2 separate regions of the Homo sapiens genome follow, and region 1 is linked to region 2. Evidence: chromatin contacts called from ENCODE Hi-C or POLR2A ChIA-PET data. All regions are on one chromosome and are shown on one strand. The core of a region is the stretch at or near the end of the contact, and the rest is flanking DNA. Distances in the headings are between cores, read along the strand shown. Region 1 holds the start of LINC02028 (long intergenic non-protein coding RNA 2028). Region 2 overlaps LINC02028 (long intergenic non-protein coding RNA 2028).

Region 1 (6,318 bases), core at 1,705-4,204, 36 kb after region 2:
GTTGGAGAGGATGTGGAGAACAGGGAACCTTCGTACACTGTTTGTAGGAATGTAAATTCGTACAACCACTATGGAGAACAGTTTGGAGGTTCCTCAAAGAGCTAAAAATAGAGCTATTATATGATTCAGCAATCTCACTCTTAGGTATATACCCAAAAGAAAGGAAATGAGTCTATCAAAGAGACATCTGCACACCCATGTTTACTGCAGCACTAGTTACAATAGCCAAGCTTTGGAGGCAACCTAAGAGTCCATCATGGCTAAATGGATAAACAAAATATGGGACATATATGCAACCGAATACTATTCAGCCATGAAAAAGAATGAGATCCCGTCATTTCCAACAACATGAATGGAACTGGAGGACATTATGTTAAGTGAAATAAGCCAGGCACAGAAAGACAAACTTCACATTCTCACTTATTTGTGGGAGCTAAAATTTAAAATAATTGAACTCATGGAGATAGAAAATAGAAGGATGGTTATTAGAGGCTGGGAAGGGTAATGAGGGGGTTGATAGGAGAGTGGGGATGGTTCATGGGTACGAAAAATAGGAAGAATGAATAATACCTAGTATATGTGAGCATAACAGGGTGACTATAGTAAATATATATATATATATATATATATATATATATATATATATATAATTATTTTTTTTTTGAGACGGAGGTTTGCTCTTGTTGCCCAGGCTGATCTCGGCTCACTGCAGCCTCTGCCTCCCGGGTTCAAGAAATTCTCCTGCCTCAGCCTCTGGAGTGGCTAGGATTACAGGCATGCGCCAACACGCCCGGTTAATTCTGTATTTTTAGTAGAGACAGGGTTTCTCCATGTTGGTCAAGCTGGTCTCGAACTCCCGACCTCAGGTGATTCGCCCACCTCGGCCTCCTAAAGTGCTGGGATTACACGGCTGAGCCACCAAGCCCAGCCTCGTAAAAATAATTGAATCATACACTTAAAAATAACTGAAAGAGTATAATTGGATTGTTTGTAACACAAAGGCTAAATGCTTGATGTGACGGATACTCCATTCACCCTGATGTGGTCATTATGCATTGCATGCCTGTATCAAAATACCTTATGTACCCCATAAATATGTACCACCTACTATGTACCCCCAAAAATTAAAAATTAAAATAAATTTAAAATTTTTTTTAAAGGATGTATTCCTCCACTCCCAAACCGCCTTCAGCAACTACTTCCAGGCACATCAAGTAAAAACTCAGCATTCAAAACCCTTCGAACACACCCAGCATTCAGAGTCCTCCATACTCTGGCCATACCCCCAAGCTTCTCTTACCTATTTCCCACGAGCACATGCTTTTTGTACCGGCCATAGCCAGCCCCTTGCTGCTGGCTCACCCTTGCCTCTGAAGCTGTGCCATACTGTTCCCTTCACCAGGCACGCCCTCCATGCTCCTATCTAAGCATTCCCTCCTTGAGTCTCTCTAGACTGAGTCACATCCTTTCCCCACTGCTATGGACTGAACTGTATCCCCCAAAAGCCATAGGTTGAAGCCCTAGCTCCCCGTGTGACTGTATTTGGAGACCTGGCCTTTATAGAAGTAATTAAGGTTAACTGAGATCATAAGGGTGGGGCCCTAATCTGATAGGATTGGTGTCTTCATAAGAACAGACTTGCTCTCTCTCTGTGGTCACATGACGACACAGTGAGCAGACAGCCTTCTGCAAGCCAGGAAGAGCACCCTCACTAACAACCTAATTCGCCATCATCTTGATCTTGGATCTCCCAGCCTCCAGAGCCAGGAGAAAATAAATGACTATTGTTTAAGCCACCAGTCTATGGTATTTTAGCAATCATTCATACACACACACAGCATCTGCTTTGTGCCAGCCACTATACAAGTCACTTTAGACGCAGTATCAGTTGATCTCCATTTTACAGATGAGAAAACCGAAGCTTAGATTAAGCAACTTGCCCAAGGTCACACATCTGGTGAGATTCCTAGCCAGTGGTAAATTGCATAACATTCAGCCAACAAACAGAGCAGCTGCCATAAGCAGAGTTCTCAAATAATCATTTGTGTGGAAATCAAAAAGGAGGGCAACACAGTCTCTGCCCTCAGGAAACTCCGGAAGGGAGGAGAGGACAGGTAGGCCATGAGTTACAGGGGGCCACAAACGTCATAAACAGGCGTTTGTCAAAGGCCGCCGGAGAACCGGGAAGCAATGATTGGGCAAATCTGGGAAGACTTCCACAGAGGAGGTGGCAAGCCGGAACAAGGCACACAAATGCCAGGTGCTCGTAGAGGGCTGGATACAATGGGGGCTTCACTACCAGGCCTGTCAGGTGGGGCACCCCCAGAAAATCAGGCTGAGGTGACGGACTGGGACGTCTCGCAGCATGAGGCTGAGTTTAGGCAAAGCTGTCGGGGTCCCAGGACCCATGATTTCCCCCCACCCCCGTCTGCCCCATTCCCAACTTCTCTATGGGGCAGGAACTCGACGAGGGGCACCATGCTGCAGAGAAAGGGCGCCATGCCTTTGGGGCTGGGGCTCGGCAGAAGGTCCTCTGAGCGTGGATTCCAACAGGAGCTCTGCCGCCACCCAGCAGGGTGACCTTGAATACGTCTGCCCGCATGGCTGGGCTTCAAAGACCTTGCCTGGGTGATGTGTGAGCACATGTGATTCCCGCTCACACCAGGCTCTAGGCTACCGTGCAGGCGGGAGCGCGTGGGGTGGTGCAGATCCCTTGCCTCGCCCCGGTGGGGGAGGCTGTTTCTGATTTGGGGGAGCAGGCAGCGTGGGGCCTCCCGTTCAGAGCTCTCTCACCACTGGGCCTGACCTCAGGGCGCCTGGCTGGGGCCAGGAAGGCGTTCGCGTCAGACAACCCCAGCGGGGAAGCCCCCCTCTCCCGCGGGCCAAACCGCAGCTTCTTGCAGCCACTCGCCCCGGCCGGTTTCGGGAGGAGGGCGGCGCTCCGAAGGCGGCCGCGCGCAACGGGGCCTCGGTCTGTGGACCAGCGTCCCCTGAGAAGCAGAAGGGGTGTGAAGGGCAGGAAAGGGGCCGTGCCGGGCTGTCCCTCCCGCCGCCTGCTCCGCGGGTGGCGCCCGGGGCCGGGTGGCAGCGGGGTGTGGGCGGGGAGACGCGGCGGGCGCGGGGGCGGCCGGGCAGGCGGCGCGCGCTCGGAAGTGCCCCCGGGCGGCCTCCGCGGCAGGCGGCTCCTGTTTCCCGGCTCCCGCCCGGGCGGGCGCGGGGCAGCTGCTGGGAGGTGAGCGGAGCAGCGTTTTCCCACAGTCTGGGGCGGTGACACATGGCGCTCACACATTCCACAGCCGGCGGCCGCGCCAGGCCTGGCTGCGAGTCAAGGCAGCGCCGGGAGCTGCCGACGAGCAGGTTCCGACTTTGGCACCCGCCGCGCCGCCTTCCCGCCTTCCCCACGCCCGGCGGGGGCGGAGGGGGACGCAGAGGGGCCCGCGCCGGCGGCTTAACCCTTGGACGTCTAGACACAACTTTGATCAGCAGTTTATTGAATCTCAGTGTGTGTCTCACCCAGGTGCTGAATAAATGTCGAATGCATGAATGAATTACTGAATGAATGAACGAATGAACGAACAAATGAATGGACGCGCGCACACATGCTGTAGGGAGCCCTTCTTGGCTCGCTCACGTAACGCACCTATGCAACAACTGGCCAATACGCTTTCCAAAGCTCCTGACTCCCACTCCGTACATTCTTTGGTGGTGTTTCTTTGAGACAGAGTCTCTCTGTCGCCCAGGCTGGAGTGCAGTGGCGTGATCACTGCAACCTCTGCCTCCCAGGTTCAAGCGATTCTCGTGCCAGGCTCCCACCACCACGCCCGGCTAATTTTTGTATTTTTAGTAGAGACGGGGTTTCGCCATGTTGGCCAAGCTGGGCTAGAACTCCTGACCCTGTCAGGTGATTCGCCTACCTCAGCCTCCCAAAGTGCTGGGATTACAGGCATGAGTCACCGCGCCCAGCCACTCTGTACATTCTTGAAAGGCCCCTGAAGTAAGGGGGGGATGTTGGCACCCCCAGTTTACAAGGAGGAAAGCGACTAGGAGAAGTAGCTTGCTAGGGGTGGCTTTGCACTTCTAGATTCAGATAGGAACCGCCAAAGAGATGGGGAATGGGGAAGCGGGGACATCCCCGTCATCTCCCCTCCCACCATTGGACATGGTAGGCCGGGCGGGAGTCAAGGCAGTGCTTATGCCTCGACTCCAGCCCAGAGCCTGGTGTGAGTGAGCATCACCTGTGGTCAGAGATCAGCCATTTGCCTCTGAGTCGGTGATGAGGGCGTTTGCCAATCTCTGGCGGGACTCCTTCCCACAACTCTCTGTTTACTGATGAGCAGTGGAAACCTTGATCAAAGACTATTCTGGCAACCATTTGACAGAAACAAAAACAATTTGAAAACTGCTTTAAAAAAAAATAGAACTTCCGATTCTGGGGTGGAGATCTGTTCCTATGAGATGGCACCATTCCTGTATTCTGCTTCCCTTGGGCCTCTGTGTGACTCCTCTGGACCTCCAGCTCCCTTACTGCATCTAACTGCCCAGGGTAGAGACTACACTGAAACAGGGACCCTTCACTCCAAATCCCACAAACCGAGGAACCGGCAAATCATCCCACAAAGAAGCTGCCCAGACCCCAGGGCGCAGGAAGGGCTCTGGAAACACTGTGATGTTTCCAGAACTGCCTTACATACATTGCCTTTCATTCTCACAACACCCTAATGAGAGGGGTGGTATTATTGCCCTGGCTTATAGCTAAAAGTACTGACATTTAAAGAGGTGAAATCACTTGCCTAAGGTCACAGAGCTATAAATGTACTTGACCCCATGTTTGCCTAACCACCAACCAGTGCTTTGTCAACCAGGTCTCAAAGTTTAGATGTAATTCAGATTACATTCCGCATACACACCCTCTCCTCTCACCTCCTCATAGCACATGCACACATGCAGACCTGCCCGACCTTTACCTTCTCCAAGTATTAAGAGAATCTCACTTGATCCTCAATGGCTCTGACTTTGGTAGAACCTGGTAGAACTTTTCAAACTCACTTTTGGTCTGTGAAGTAAACTACCTCCACCCTCTGACTCCATAATCAATATGTTCTCCAATCATTACAACATAATCAAAAGACAAAGATGTCAGCCCTGGAGATTCATGACCAGCTGGCCACATTCAAGGTAACTCAGTTGATTAGCATTCACTGTGAACCTACTATTGCCAGGCACCTAACGTGCGTGCTGATGGAGATGAGAGAGGGGACTAGGAAAACAGAAGGACCCAGAGGAGGTAAAAAGGAGAAAACAATCCAGAAGACCCATACGCCCCACTTGGGGCTCCCAATCACTCAGATTGGAAAGATTCATAAAGACACAATTAGATCGTAGGCTGCTAAGAGATGTATAAACTAAGTGGCAGTATACAGGTGAGAATGCACCTGGAGGAAGGGTTGTCTAAACAGGTGACATTTATGTTGAGTCTTTATCTTAATTCATGTTGTGCTCTTATAACAGAACACCCCAGACTTGGCATCTATCTATTTATCTATTTTATTTATTTATTTATACATAAAATCTTTCAGAAAAAATATTTACTTATTTTTAATGACAGATTCTAATTGTGCTGCCCAGGCTGGAGTGCAGTGGCCATTCACAAGCACAGTCATAGCTCACCACAGCCTCAAACTCCTGAGCCTGGAACCACAGGCATGCAACACCATGCCCTGCTTTAGATAATTTTTTTTTTTTGAGATGGAGTCACTCTGTTGCCCAGGCTGGAGTGGAGTGCAATGGTGCGATCTTGGCTCACTGCAATATCCACTTCCTGGGTTCAAGCGATTCTCCTGCCTCAGCCTCCCAAGTAGCTGGGATTACAGGCACACACCACCACACCTAGCTAATATTTGTATTTTTAGTAGAGAGGGGGTTTCACCATGTTGGCCAGGCTGGTCTGGAACTCCTGACCTCAGGTGATGCACCCACCTTGGCCTCCCAAAGTGCTGGGATTACAGGAGTGAGCCACTACACCCAGCCTGCTTTGGATAATTTAATAAGTAGGAATTTATTGGCTCATAGTTCTAGAGGCTGGGAAGTCCAAGATCCAGGAGCTGACATCTGCTGAGGGCCCTCTTGCTGCATCATCCCATGGCAGAAGGGCAAAGAGAGGAGGAGAGAGAGAGAGAGAGAGAGGATAAAAGGGGGCTGAACTTCACCGTTTACAACAAACCTACTCCAGTGATAATAGCATTAATCCATTCACTCCACCTTCATGGCCTAATTACCTCTCATTAGGCCCCACTTCCCAACACTGTTGGCTTTGGGATT
Region 2 (6,906 bases), core at 3,163-5,662:
CAGGTGACTCTTGAAGAGACTTGGAATTGTACCACATCTCAGGACTGGTGGCTTCTGCTCACCTCCCCACTGGAGATCAAAAGGTAATATGCTCCATCAACCACAGAGGTTCATTACTAGCCCAGTATCAAGCCAAGGGTCTGGCCAATGCTTTCACCTGGCAGACTGCCATCAGAGGCTGCTTGGGCAACACAGACATGCAGCCTTGATCTTCACCTGTGCAAACAGCCTACGTGGCACAGCTGAGCCCCAGACATGAGGGATGGACCTGGAGTTTCTCTTTTTTTTTTTGAGACAGAGTCTCACTTTGTCACCCAAGCTGGAATGCAGTGGCACAATCTTGGCTCACTGCAACCTCTGCCTCCCTGGTTCAAACGATTCTCCTGCCTCAGCCTCCCGAGTAGCCGGGATTACAGGCACCTGCCACCATGCCCAGCTAATTTTGTATTTTTAGTAGAGACAGGGTTTCGCCATGTTGGCCAGGCTGGTCTCGAACTCCTGACCTCAAGTGATCCACCTGCCTTGGCCTCTCAAAGTGCTGGGATTACAGGTGTGAGCCACTGTACCCGGCCAGAGTTTCTCTTGACCCCACCCACACCTCCTGGCTGCTTGTCCCAAGACAACAGCTTCCCTACTCCAAATCTACATTTTCCCTCTTTTATTAAGGGAAAGAATAGTCCCTAGGGGTGTGCCACTGTAAAATTCTCTGGAGGAAATAAAGAAAGTAATAACATGTTAAACTATGGATTCTTCGGTAAGTTTCTATGGGCAGCCTTACTTGATGCCATTGGCAATTGTTTCTTGGTTCATTCTCTCCTGGGGCAATCACCAGGTCTGGCCTCATAACAATCCTTTTCCTACTTTTTTTTTTTTTTTCCTGAAAACCAATCCTATGAATTGGTGTGGGAAGGAACCAGTGAAAATCTCCTTGTGAAGGCTCATCATTTAGGATGTTTCTTCTTTAGAGTCCTCCTATTTGGGGGCTTTCTTGGGTAGGGGGAGTGGGGTGTGCACCAGCCAAGCCTCTATCAGGGGGTTGCCAAGCCGTCTCAAACTCTCCCCAGCCGGTTCTTTCCCCGCTGTGGGGCTTTTGGCAGAGAAGGGCCAGAGGGTGCCATTAGCTGGCTTCCCAGGAGCCGTGCGTCCTGCCTGGCTTCCCAGCTGGGTTGGATGGAGGGACATCGTGGTTAACAGATTTGCCAAAAATCATAGAGCTGGGGCTGGCTCTCCAGAGGTCAGGGATATTAAGAGCAAGCCAAAGGGCACAGAGTCCTGTTGCAAGACTGGAAGCAGCCAGGGACCCAAAGAAAGTGCCTGGGGCTAAGCATCGTCGAGCTCATCCTAGGCCTGTCTCCACTCCCTGGAGGACGGTGAACCCATCACCACACATCCCAGGGCCTCGGTCTCCTTGTCTGTAAAGCCAGCAGGTTGGGTCATCTGAGTGGAATAGATACTAAATTAGTCTAAGGTCCCTTCCAATGTTGTGATTCTCTGACTACTTTACAATTTGGGGGTCTGAAGACACCCCTCTACCTTTTTCCATTTGCAAGGTGTGCTGGGGCCACAACAAACCCAACCTCAGGTGCAGCGCCAGGTCCCGCCTCGTTTGTGCCTGTTCTTCCTCACATGACCTTTTGCCCCCGCCTAGCCTGTGCCAGGGCAAATGGAATTCAGACTGCTCTGATTCATTGACCTCAAAGGCAACCAAAAAAATGGCCTTGCAAAGGGGATCTGATGCCTCCAAAGCCGTGACGAGCCTTCCAGGTGGGTGGCTTTTGAAACTGCTCTCCTTCCTTGGGACCACAAAGCTTTATTTGACCAACATTCAAGTTCAAAAACTTTATTTGCCTGGAGCAAACCCAGGAGACTTACTCTTGGAAAACTACCTTCTCCCAGGCTTCACCAGACACCTCACAGGGTGGGAGTGTGGGGTGAAACACATCACACCCATGGCCCTGTGACATTCTCATCTTCCCAGCAGGGAGAACCGGTCCCTGCCAGTGTCGAGAAGTCAAAACAAAGCTCCTTTTCCATGTGCTTTTTCTTCCTCAATGGCTTAGACTGTAAAGTCATCAGGAAGCATGGTCTAGTGCTCCAAGCTCCAGACAGACGGCTTGACCTCTGTCCTGGCGCCCTGGGCTGGCCTGGGCCAGACACCGCACCCCCAGGACTGTTTTCCCATCTGCAAAACAACTCGGGCCTCTCTAAGCCAACACTACCTCTCACTGCAAAACACAGCCCCCTCCCTCCTCCAGGGGCAGTTGGCCTTAGAAACCAGCCCATCTTTAGGGGAAGAAATCCTTATGGGGCAGGCGGCAGCAGGGCATAGCACAGAGGAAGAAAAGAGTTCATCGTGCGCTGGAGGCTGAGGGTGTTGGGGGTTTGAGGGAAGGTGATGGTTTGGGGGAGCGTCTTTTCCACTCTCCTGGATCTGAGGTGGAAGGTCTCTGCTCTGGGCTCTGAAACGGGATGGTGTCATGTGCAGATAAACAGAGAAGCCTATTGTAGATGGCTGTTGGGTGTCTCCAGGGATCAGTAACACCTTCATCAGAGAGGATGCTTCTGTAAGCATTCTACTTCCCTTCCCCACCCCCACCCCTTAAATAAGCAGCTGTTTCCTCCGCCCCTGTCCCTGGCCCCTCGCCGCTGCTGGGTCATCCTGCCAACCCCGGGCTGCAGACTGACTTACCTAGTTTCAGAACTTAACTTGCCTGGATGCACTCCGTCTTCTTCTACTTTACAAGGTCTCTTTTACATCTGCCCTTTACATAAGACCCTGCCTGACCCAGCCTCGAAGGAAAACCCATCCCCCCACCCGTGCTGGTGTTTGGAGCTCAGAAGTAGCCCTCCCAGTGACCCCCTGCCAGGCCTCTGGTGAGCATTTTCATCTGATCCTTAATCCGCCTCCTGCCACCTTGGCCAAACACACCCAACCAGGCTGCCTGTGGTAGGCTCACAATATCCCTGGCTCTTATGCTATCAGATAAGAAACTTCACATGCCCCAGCATCACTGACACCAGGTCTGAGGTTTTATTTGGGAAGAGGAAAGATTAATAGATGCTGGGGCAAAGAAGTCCAAGTATTTGAAGAGACAGACACCCTTGCTCTCCAAAGTAAACCGTTGTACACAATTGCATGGCCCTTAGATGAGATCTGAGAGAGTAGTTCTCACCCCTGGCTGCAAGTTAGAATCCAGGCTGCTCCCCAGACAGATTACATGGGAATCCGTAGGATTGACATCCAGGCATTGGCTGGCTTTGAGAGCCACTGATCTAAAACAATGCCCCATTTTGCAGTTTGGGAAAGAGGGGAGAAGTGATTTGCCCCAAATTAGATGGTCATTTGGGACAGAGCCCTGAGCAGAACCTGTGTCTCCTAACTTTACATTCCTATCTCTTCCCATCATGATTTTCCCTCTGGTCGCTTTAGAAGAGAGGGTCTTAAACTCAGAGGCACATTAAACCTATGTAAGGGAACTACTGAAATATACAATGCCAGGCTTCCTGAAATTCTGGTCTCATTGCTCCGGAGTGTAGCCTGGGTATAAGTATTCAAAGTTCCTTGAGTGACTCTCATGTGTAGTCACAGTTGAATGAAGCCCTGCTTATTAAAGGCTAAACCCCTTCAGAGAGACAGAAAGACTGAGAGAGGGAGAGGCAAAAAAAAAAAAATAATACTGTGGAGGCTGGAGGAAGGAAAATTGTTCTTGTAGGAGGAATCTTGGGATCCATCAAAACAAATGATGCTTGAGCTGGATCTTGAAGCTTTCAATACTTGGAAGTGGCAAACAGCTTTTCAGGAGAGGGAACCGTGTGAGCAGCGTCCCCCAGGAAGGGATATGGGAGATGGGACAGTTAGGAATTGGACAGAACAGGCAAATTGGGACCAGCGTGTGGGAAGCTTTCAATTCACATGGGAGTGTGGCATGAACTGTCCAGCCCAGTGACTTCCAAACTCTCGCACACATCAGACTCACCTAGAGGGCTTGAACGCAGGCTGCCGGGCCCACCCTCAGAGTCCCATATTCAGTGGGTCTGCGTGGGACCTGGGAATTTGCATTTCTAACAAGTTCCCAAGTAATCGTGATACTTCCGGCCTTCCCAAGACACTTTAAGAACCACTGTGCTAGGCAAAGGGAAATCCCAGGAAGTTTCAGATTTGAATCACTTGGAGAAACATATACACACACAGAGAGAGAGAGAGAGTAGGGAGGAACTTCAGTAGGACAGGAACACTGATCTGGCATAGAGAGAAAATCACAGAGCAGAGCAGCCCAGAAGCGCATGCAGGCGCGGCCACTGCATTACAGAAGAAGAAAGGAGGCCCGAAGAGGGCCCGGGCAGTGGGACTGGGGAGGAAGGCGGGTTTACAGCAAGTTCAGTGGACGCGTGCACAGGACATGGTGACTGACTGGATTTGGAGGGAAGTAGGGCAGAGTCCAGGGGGAGTGACTTCTGGAAGCAGAACAGCCAAGGGGGTGCAATTCACTGAGCCGAACGGGCAAGAGGAGGGGCAGGTGTGGGAGCAGTGCCAGGGGCTTGGCTGGAACATGAACCCGAACCCTGTTCTCAGGTGCCTGGCAAGAAGACCTCTGACTTGGGCCTAGAGTGTGCCAGAATGAAGACGGCCCTGCTCCCTAACAGTTGCTGTTTCTGCCCTAAAACTCACCTCCCAGGGGTGTTGGGTGGCAGGCGGGGGAGAGCTGAGCCAGGGTGGTGACCCATCGTGAGGTGCTTTGGGGCTGCGTCCCCTCTAGTGGACAGGCACTGGAGTCCAGCAGAGCTCTGTCTCTTCAGGTCCAGTCAGGGAGGCAAAGGAATCAAGCATTGCCATGCACTCACACTGGAACCCGCTTTGCTCCAAGCCCTCCATCTGCCTTCAGTTACAGGATGTGCTCCCTGAAGCAGTAGTTCCCAATCTTGGCTGCACGTTAGAATCGCCTGGCGAGCTTCAAAAATGCCTGCTACCTGGGCTGCACCCCACACCAATTAAAACAGCATTTCTGGGATAGGACCAAGGCATCTGTATATTATAAACCTCCACAAGTGCAGCCAGGGTTGAGAATTGCACCCCGAAGGGTGTACATAGGTAGCCCTCAAATAGCAGATTTATGAAAATTACATTTCCTCCTTAAGGAAATGGTTTGAATGTGTCTAACACCGCCCTACCCCACCCCACTGCCCTCCTCCCACACAAGTGACCTGATCAAGGGACAGGCCTGGCCTTCTGAGCCACAGGCCTGCCTTGCAGGCTGGCAGGAGCTGTTGCCTATAGTCAGAGTTTATGGAAGCTGAGGCCACTTCCTGGAAGGAGGAGACTTGAAAGCCCAAAGTCCAACGAATTTCATTCAAGGAGGCTGGACCAAACAGAGACAGAGGGGGTAGAGAGTGTATGGGGAGAGATGGGGCCTTATTCAGAGCCAAAACCAAGAGGGAGGATTTAAGGACCAGAGAGACCCTGTGGGAGGAACAGGGATGTGGGTGACAGGAGGTGATCTGCATGAGATTTGGCAACACCAGGCAGCTCCTCACAGCTGTTCTTCAGGCATCCCAGGAGTGTGGGCAAGCCAGGAGAGGACAGAGTGCACCGGGGCTACCTCTCCTGGTCCTCCTCCCCGACTCAGAGTCCCAGGGGCAGATACAAAAGGCAAAGAGAGAAAAGGGCTGGGAAACCAACAGCATGAGGAAGCTGATGAGGGCAGGGAATGGGGGCATTCACTCCAGGGGCATATCAGGATTGAAGGGGGCCTGAAGTTTGCACAGTTGGGAGGGCTGTCTTTAAGAAAAAGAACATGACATGGCAAATGCAACTTGAGGTCCTGGGCCTGGGAAAGAGCCTGAAGTGAGGGGTCCTGGGGTGAACCTGCTCTGGCCAATAGGCTAATAATCTGGGCTAAGACTCATTGCTAAACCGTGCCCCACTTTCCAGGGTCTTGCCTTGTCTGGGACACCCCATCAGACTAGGAGGCCAGTTGTCCATTTTATTTCTGGGAAACGAAGGAGTAAAGGAGTCTCTGTGGTCAGTCACCCAACACGCGTTGGTGGCCGTGCCACAAAGAGGTCCTCCGTGCAGTGCTGCAGGCCATTCACTCCCTCCACAGCTTCATATTAGGATCTACCATGTGTCAGGGCCGGGCTAGGCATGGCACGCATCACAGGGTCTCAGATAGGGCGCAGCTCTCACAAATGACAAGTTCTCTGCCTGGGAGGCATGCAGGCCTCTGTGAAGGCAGGACAGAGAGAGGGAGGTAACTGCCTCAGGCAGTTAGGGTGGGCTTCCTGGAGGCTGCAAACAGAGAAGGGAGCCTGAGAGAACCTGCCTAAGTTCACCAGATCAGGGAGAGTTGGTCTTGCAGAGGGAACAGCCACAACAATATTTATTAAGCACCTACTATGTACCAAGTTTAGATCTGTTATATAAAGTCAATGAGTCTGTTCAACAACATCACAAATTGGGTCCTAGTATTATCCCCATTTTACAGATAAGAAAGCTGAGACACAGTGAGGCTAAGGATCTTATTCTCAGTCTCACAGCTACTTAAGTGGTGGGTATGAATTTTAAACCCAGGTAGTCTGGCTCTAGAATCCATGCGTGCACAAAGCTATGACGAGACATCCTGGAACACTTTGAGAACTGCAAGATACTCAGTGTCCCACACACAGGAAGCACAGGGAAGACAGGCAAGCAAGGGGGCCAAAAGGGCAGGAAGGATCCTGGAGGGCCTAGAAGAACAGATAAAGAGGTTTGGGTAAGGAACGCTACCCAAAAGAGGCAGGGAAGCTACTGAAGGTTTTTAAGCAAGAGCAACAGATCTACGCTTTAGAAAGGTTGCTGTGGGCCGGGCGCAGTGGCTCACAACTGTAATCCCAGCACTTTGGGAGGCCAAGGCAGGTGGATCTCTTGAG

Evidence for each region. A loop is a pair of places that touch in the nucleus more often than their neighbours do. ChIA-PET counts read pairs that join two places held with the same protein, here RNA polymerase II (POLR2A). Pooled maps may share reads with other maps.
Region 1: a loop to region 2 is called in a map with no recorded cell type, with 3 times the contacts of the local background. The contact joins the promoter of LINC02028 here to the enhancer-like site in region 2. A Hi-C loop is called at or near these places in 4 of 168 maps with a recorded cell type or tissue (GM12878, IMR-90, PC-9 and 1 more), 11 of 37 single-sample maps with no recorded cell type and 7 of 50 pooled maps. POLR2A ChIA-PET finds 5 or more read pairs at or near these places in 5 of 52 experiments (AG04449, H1, K562 and 2 more).

What each region holds. Positions count from the first base shown.
Region 1 is chr3:194,068,016-194,074,333 of GRCh38, forward strand. LINC02028 (long intergenic non-protein coding RNA 2028) reads right to left here and starts at 2,955. Exons shown (of 3, transcript NR_136179.1): 1 at 2,807-2,955. LOC102724877 reads left to right here and starts at 2,074. Exons shown (of 6, transcript XR_002959666.2): 1 at 2,074-2,260. RefSeq lists a silencer at 2,973-3,152.
Region 2 is chr3:194,030,364-194,037,269 of GRCh38, forward strand. All of the region lies in intron 1 of LINC02028 (long intergenic non-protein coding RNA 2028), which reads right to left. Among named protein-coding and RNA genes, the nearest start is that of LINC02026, 30 kb to the left of the region's middle. RefSeq lists an enhancer at 1,815-2,392. Within about 2 kb of position 4,413, at least 4 of the 41 ENCODE cell types and tissues checked have a DNase peak (open chromatin) inside an H3K27ac peak, as active enhancers do.